2 separate regions of the Homo sapiens genome follow, and region 1 is linked to region 2. A link is a contact called in ENCODE Hi-C or POLR2A ChIA-PET data. All regions are on one chromosome and are shown on one strand. Each heading gives the region's core, a stretch centred on a gene start or an enhancer-like site at or near the end of the contact. The rest is flanking DNA. Distances are from core to core; before and after follow the strand shown. Region 1 has its middle 5.0 kb from the start of MIB2. Region 2 overlaps PLEKHN1 (pleckstrin homology domain containing N1).

Region 1 (3,192 bases), core at 1-2,500, 630 kb after region 2:
AGGGGCCAAATCTGGTCCACAAATATGTTATAAAAGTAGGTAACTGCGGCCGGGCACGGTGGCTCATGCCTGTAATCCCAAGACTTTGGGAGGCCGAGGCGGGCAGATCATGAGGTCAGGAGATCAAGACCAGCCTGGCTAACATGGTGAAACCCCGTCTCTACAAAAAATACACAAAAAAATTAGCTGGGCGTGGTGGCGGGCGCCTGTAGTCCCAGCTACTCAGGAGGCTGAGGCAGGAGAATGGCATGAACCCAGGAGGCGGAGCTTACAGTGAGCCGAGATCGTGCCACTGCACTCTAGCCTGAGTGACAGAGCGAGACTCTGTCTCAAAAAAAAAAAAAAAAAAAAGTAGGTACCGGCCGGACGCAGTGGCTCACGCCTGTAATCCCAGCACTATTGGAGGCCAAGGTGGGTGTATCACTTGAGGTCAGGAGTTCAAGACCAGCCTGGCCAACATGGTGAAATCCCGTCTCTACTGCAAAAACTCAAAAATTAGCCAGGCGTGCTGGCACGCGTCTGTAGTCCCAGTTACTCTGGAGGCTGAGGCAGAAGAATCACTTGAACCTGGGAGGCGGAGGTTGCAGTGAGCCAAGATAGTGCCACTGCACTCCAGCCTGGGCAACACAGTGAGACTCTGTCTCAAAAAAAAAAAAAAAAAGGTACCGGCCAGGTGCGGTGGCTCACGTCTGTAATCTCAGCACTTAGGGAGGCCGAGGCAGGTGGATCACTTGAGGTCAGGAGTTCAAGACCAGCCTGGCCAACATGGTGAAACCCCATCTGTATTAATAGTAAATCCAAAAATTAGCTGGTTGTGGTGATGCACGCCTGTAGTCCCAACTACTCGGGAGGCTGAGGCGGGAGAATCACTTGAACCCAGGAGGTGGAGGTTGTAGTGAGACAAGATTGCGCTACTGCAATCCCACCTGGGCAACAAGAAGGAAACTCTGTCTCAAAAAAAAAAAAAGAAAAGAAAAAAGAAAAAACATATTGTCCTGGCTGCTGAGGGGCCTAAGGCCACACACGTGGCAGTTAGCTCAGCCGTGCACCTGTGGGAGTGACAGACCTCAGCCTGGAAGACATTATCTGTGGATCTCCAGTGCAAAAGTGGCCAGTACCAAAATGGAGTCACTTATGTCAAACCCTGAAAAATGGAGCCAGGAGGCCACGAAGGACGGGCTCTCCCAGGTGTGCCAGGAAAGAAACTACGGAATTTCTCAAAACCACAGTACTGCCGCTAAGCTGCCTGCACGAGGACGCTTGCCTGACAAGGGCCGTCTTCACCTCCAGATGAATGCCAACTCCTGCAACAAGCCTGATACAGTTTGGCTGTGTCCCCATCCAAATCTCATCTTGCATTTCCCACAATCCCCACGTGTTGTGGGAGGGACCTGGTGGGAGGTAATTGAATCATGGGGCCAGTTACCCCCATGCTGTTCTCGTGACAGTGAGTTCTCAGGACATCTGGTAGTTTTATAAGGAGCTTTTCCCCTTTGCTCAGCAGGTTTCTCTCCTGCAGCCAGGTGAAGGATGTGTTTACTTCCCCTTCTGCTGTGATTGTTAAGTTTCTTGAGCCACGTGGAACTGTGGGTCAGGTAAACCTCTTTCCTTTATAAATTACCCAGTCTCAGGCAGTTCTTCGTAAGACCGTGAGAATGGACTAACACAAAGTCCCCGTCACCTATGCTCTTTGCTTCAAAGCAGCTTAGGTGGGCTTCTCCTTTCTGTTTTTTTAGAAGCTTCCCCTGTCCCAGCCTCTCTGGATGTGCCTGTGGTCTGCCATAGCACGCATATCCCAAACTGCAATTCCCCGTCATTCCTGGAGAAACTCTTTGGAGAGTCATCTCTCTGCTGTTGTGGCCATAGCGGGCCCATTTCCTGATGCATGGAATGTCACTGCGCCAACACCACGGGTTGCAGCAGAAAGAGAGTTTTAATCCTAAGGCTGCTGTACAAGGAGATGGCGTGAAGCAAGCAGGCTGCAGGGATCTTGTGGCCATCCGGGGGTCTCCCCATTGCTTCTGGTTCCCTCGGCCCATTTCTTTGGAATCCTGCCGACGCTGCTGTTTCATCCCTCCAGCCCACAGCTAGAATCACCCCAAAAGTGGCAGCAGGCAAGTTCCAACAAGGGACTGCCTCAAACCATCCTGAGGTGGGGCTGGTTGGTCCCAAAGAAAAGAAGCACTAAACGCCAGGGTGATCGGCCCAAAGCATTTGTTCGGGGAATTTATGTACAGAGGGAGGCAGCACATCCTCGGGCTGACAGCAAGAGATGGAGAGGTTCCACCTAGGAATGCCTGCACCCAGGGGCTAGAGTGGAGAGTTTTACAGGAGGATTTAAGAAATGTGACTCTTGTTTCCACATATTTAGCAACATGTTTGATCTCTCAGTGTTTCAGACAACAACCTAGTTCATCAGTAACTGAGAATACTCAAGGTCCTGGCCGGGCTTCAAGACTGCAGGGAAAGCATGCAGTGGGCCAGGCTCTGTGCTTCTCAGGCAGGACACAGAGAGAAAGCAGGGGCTCTGGTGAACCTTCCAGTAGAATAAGCAACTGTCCAGACATGGGCCCTCCCCAGGAAGTTACTAGGGGTCTTACTTCAGCAAAGTAAAGGAGTAAAGCCAGAAGGAGGAGGACGCAGATTCCAGGAAACAGCTGTTAACAGAAAAGCCAAACTCTGAATAAGACATTCTTTCCTCCTTCTTTTTTTTTTTTTTTTTTTTTGGAGACAGAGTTTTGCTCTCGCTGCCCAGACTGGAGTGCAACAGCGCAATCTTGGCTCACTGCAGCCTCTGCGTCCCGGATTCAAGTGATTCTCCTGCCTCAGCCTCCTGAGTAGCTGGGATTATAGGCGTGTGCCACCACGCCCAGGTAATTTTTGTGTTTTTAGTAAGAGACGGGGTTTCACCACGTTCCTCAGGCTGGTCTCGAACTCCTGACCTCCTGATCCGCCCGCCTCGGCCTCCCAAACTGCTGGGATTACAGGCGTGAGCCACCACGCCCGGGCTCTTCTTTTTTTTAAAGAGGGCTTCATTCTGTTGCCCAGGTTAGAGTGCAGTGGTGCGATCTCAGCTCACTGCAGCCTCCGTTTCCCAGGCTCAAACGATCCTCCCACCGCAGCCCCCAGAGTAGCTGGAACCATAGGCACGTGCCACCACACCCAGCTAAGTTTTGTATATTTTGTAGAGAT
Region 2 (3,398 bases), core at 653-3,152:
GATGGCCGCGGTGAGGTGGGTTCTCAGGACCACCCTCGCCAAGCTCCAGGGTACCTGCCCCTCTAACCCACTTCAAATTACAAGTCAGGGTCTGAACCCAGTGTGATGGGGGGAGTCTCTGGGGCCCTGAGTTCAGAGCCCGTCCCTCAGCTCCTGTTCCTTGGTGCCAGCAGCTGGGGCAGGGAAGGGTGGGAGGGGCCCCATCCAAAGGATGCCCTGGCCAGCGAGGCTGGGTCACAGGTCAGGGAGGTCCTGGCCGTCCACAGGGTCGGCCCTCAGCTCAGCCCGCCAGGAGTCAGGGAGGAGACTCGCTGGGAGTGGGAGGGCAGCACGGGCGTGAAGGTCGGAGGACAGAGAAAGGTCAGCAGGGTCAGAGTATGTGAGGTCAGAGGGCATGAGGGTCACAGGTCAGCAAGGTGTGAGGAGCACAAGCCAGGGTGCCCCGAGGAGGAGGGTGGGTGGGTCCTTGTGTGGCCTGGCGCGCACCACAGGGCAGCACGGGAGACGTTGACACCACCGGACGAGAAAGAAAAAAGAGAGAAGAGAGAGAGGAGAAGAGAGAAAAGAAGAGAAGAGAGAAGAGAAGAGAAGGAAAGAGAGAGAGAGAATAAGAAAAGGAAGAAAGAAAAAGAAAAGATAGAATTTTATTGGTGCTGCATCCATGTGTTCTCTGCTCAGCAGCCAGGGTCTCCCACAGTCTTGAGGACCCCCACCCAGCACCCAGCCAGGCAGCCCCCTTCCTCTGCCACCTCGGGCCCCTCACCGACCTTCCCACCTCATCTCTGACTCCTCTTGGCTGTGGGTCCCCAGCTGCCCCACAGGAGCCCCCGGGACAACCCCAGGAGCCCAGCCCTCCATCTGAGGCCACCGAATTCTCCCTCTGCACCTGCACCCAGGGCTCCCGGGGAGGGGCTCGCGGCTCTGCCACAGACCCCCACCCTGCAGGGGCTGCTGCACTGGGGAGGGGCAGGCAGAGCCTTCGCTGTCTCAGGCCAGAGCCCGCAGAGGCCTTGGCCACAGTCCTTTGAGGATCAAGAGTGATGGGCCTTGGAGCCCTTGCCAGCCCAGCCCACCTGTGAGGAGGCTGCCCATCCCCTCTTTGAGGCCACCCTGTGTCCTCTCCCCTGCCTCTGCCCAGAGCTCCAGCCGGAGTGTCTTGCTGCTCAGACCCCTCCGAGGTCCAAGTCCTGTCCTGCCACTCAGCTCCCCCTGCACCCCAGAAGAAACGCAGGGTGCGGTTGCATTTGATTTCAGATAAACAACAACTTCTTAGTAAAATGACCTCCCCACTATTGCCTGTCTGAAATTAACCGAATGCCCTGTGTTCTCATCTGTGAATCTGGCCACCCTCCTACCCAGCCACCTGCCTGCCCTCCACCCACCCAGACTTTAGCACCTCCCTCCCAGGCGTGGGGAGTGGCCGTGGTCACTGGCTGGATCCTCAGGTGAGTCGGAGGGAGCAGCACCAGGACACGCCCCCCTCCTGGACGCGGTAGAAGAGAGGGGTCAGAGGGCCCGGGCGAGGGCGGCACCTCGTCCTGCCCTGGGCGCCTGTGGTCGTCTCCTCATCCTGCATCTCCCTGGCCCGGGCCTGGCTCCTAGGAGCTGGGGCTGGGGCTGTGGCTGCGGCGCCCTTGCCCCACCTGCCGGCGGAAGTAGCGGATGGCAGAGATGGTGCCGACGTTGGCCAGCAAGGCTGCAAGAGAAGCACAGGCTCTTCTGAGGGCCAGCCTGGCTGTCGGCACCGTCTGCCCGCAAGACCCAGCCCTCAAAGGGCGGGCAAGGTCGGTGCGGCCAGGGCCGCAGCTCAGCCTGGGGGGAGCAGGTCAGGGGTGAGCCCCGGGGCCCCCGTGCACCCCTCGTCCTGCCAGCGCCCCTCGGTCTGGCTTCTAGGCGCAGCTCCCTCTGCCCCCAGGCACCCAAACCTGTTTTCCAGGCGTCTGGGGTATGCGGATCTGACGTCCTCACAGCCCAGGTGGCAAAAGCTACAAACACCAGGCACATGTCATTCTGGCTGAAGGCAAATGATGGGACAGGCCCCCGGAGCTCCCCTAGGACAGAAGCTCACCTTCAGCCCCACGGCTGCACTCAGAGATGGCCCCGCACACGCCCGCCCCGGGAACCGCCTGCCCCCACCCCCACCAACCCCGGGAACCGCCTCCCACTCCCCCCGCCAACCCCGGGAACCGCCTCCCACTCCCCCCGCCAACCCCGGGAACCGCCTCCCACTCCCCCCGCCAACCCCGGGAACCGCCTCCCACTCCCCCCGCCAACCCCGGGAACCGCCTCCCACTCCCCCCGCCAACCCCGGGAACCGCCTCCCACTCCCCCCGCCAACCCCGGGAACCGCCTCCCACTCCCCCCGCCAACCCCGGGAACCGCCTCCCACTCCCCCCGCAACCCCGGGAACCGCCTCCCACTCCCCCCGCAACCCCGGGAACCGCCTCCCGCTCCCCCCACCAACCCCGGGAACCGCCTCCCGCTCCCCCCACCAACCCCGGGAACCGCCTCCCGCTCCCCCCGCAACCCCGGGAACCGCCTCCCGCTCCCCCCACCAACCCCGGGAACCGCCTCCCGCTCCCCCCACCAACCCCGGGAACCGCCTCCCGCTCCCCCCACCAACCCCGGGAACCGCCTCCCGCTCCCCCCACCAACCCCGGGAACCGCCTCCCACCACCCCGCCAACCCCGGGAACCGCCTGCCCCCACCGACCAACCCCGGGAACCGCCTCCCACTCCCCCCGCAACCCCGGGAACCGCCTCCCGCTCCCCCCACCAACCCCGGGAACCGCCTCCCGCTCCCCCCACCAACCCCGGGAACCGCCTCCCGCTCCCCCCACCAACCCCGGGAACCGCCTCCCGCTCCCCCCACCAACCCCGGGAACCGCCTCCCGCTCCCCCCACCAACCCCGGGAACCGCCTCCCGCTCCCCCCACCAACCCCGGGAACCGCCTCCCGCTCCCCCCACCAACCCCGGGAACCGCCTCCCGCTCCCCCCACCAACCCCGGGAACCGCCTCCCGCTCCCCCCACCAACCCCGGGAACCGCCTCCCGCTCCCCCCACCAACCCCGGGAACCGCCTCCCGCTCCCCCCACCAACCCCGGGAACCGCCTCCCGCTCCCCCCGCAACCCCGGGAACCGCCTGCCCCCACCGACCAACCCCGGGAACCGCCTCCCACCCCCACCAACCCCGGGAACCGCCTCCCAATCCCCCCAACCCCGGGAACTGCCTCCCACCCCCACCAACCCCGGGAACCGCCTCCCAATCCCCCCAACCCCGGGAACTGCCTCCCACCACCCCCAACCCCGGGAACCGCCTCCCACTCCCCCCGCAACCCCGGGAACCGCCTCCCACCACCCCGCAACCCCGGGAACCGCCTGCCCCCACCGACCAACCC

The links. Hi-C counts contacts between places; a loop is a spot of excess contacts on that map. ChIA-PET counts read pairs that join two places held with the same protein, here RNA polymerase II (POLR2A). Pooled maps may share reads with other maps.
Region 1: a loop to region 2 is called in a pooled map, with 5 times the contacts of the local background. The contact joins two enhancer-like sites. A Hi-C loop is called at or near these places in 2 of 50 pooled maps. POLR2A ChIA-PET finds 5 or more read pairs at or near these places in 2 of 52 experiments (GM12878 and PC-3).

The regions. Positions count from the first base shown.
Region 1 is chr1:1,608,866-1,612,057 of GRCh38, forward strand. No RefSeq gene overlaps it. Among named protein-coding and RNA genes, the nearest start is that of MIB2, 5.0 kb to the right of the region's middle. Within about 2 kb of position 1,251, at least 2 of the 41 ENCODE cell types and tissues checked have a DNase peak (open chromatin) inside an H3K27ac peak, as active enhancers do.
Region 2 is chr1:974,574-977,971 of GRCh38, forward strand. PLEKHN1 (pleckstrin homology domain containing N1) reads left to right here. Exons shown (of 16, transcript NM_032129.3): 16 at 1-1,292. The coding sequence ends at 2. PERM1 (PPARGC1 and ESRR induced regulator, muscle 1) reads right to left here. Exons shown (of 4, transcript NM_001394713.1): 3 at 1,926-2,051; 4 at 625-1,696. The coding sequence ends at 1,599. Among named protein-coding and RNA genes, the nearest start is that of PERM1, 5.8 kb to the right of the region's middle. Within about 2 kb of position 1,903, at least 10 of the 41 ENCODE cell types and tissues checked have a DNase peak (open chromatin) inside an H3K27ac peak, as active enhancers do.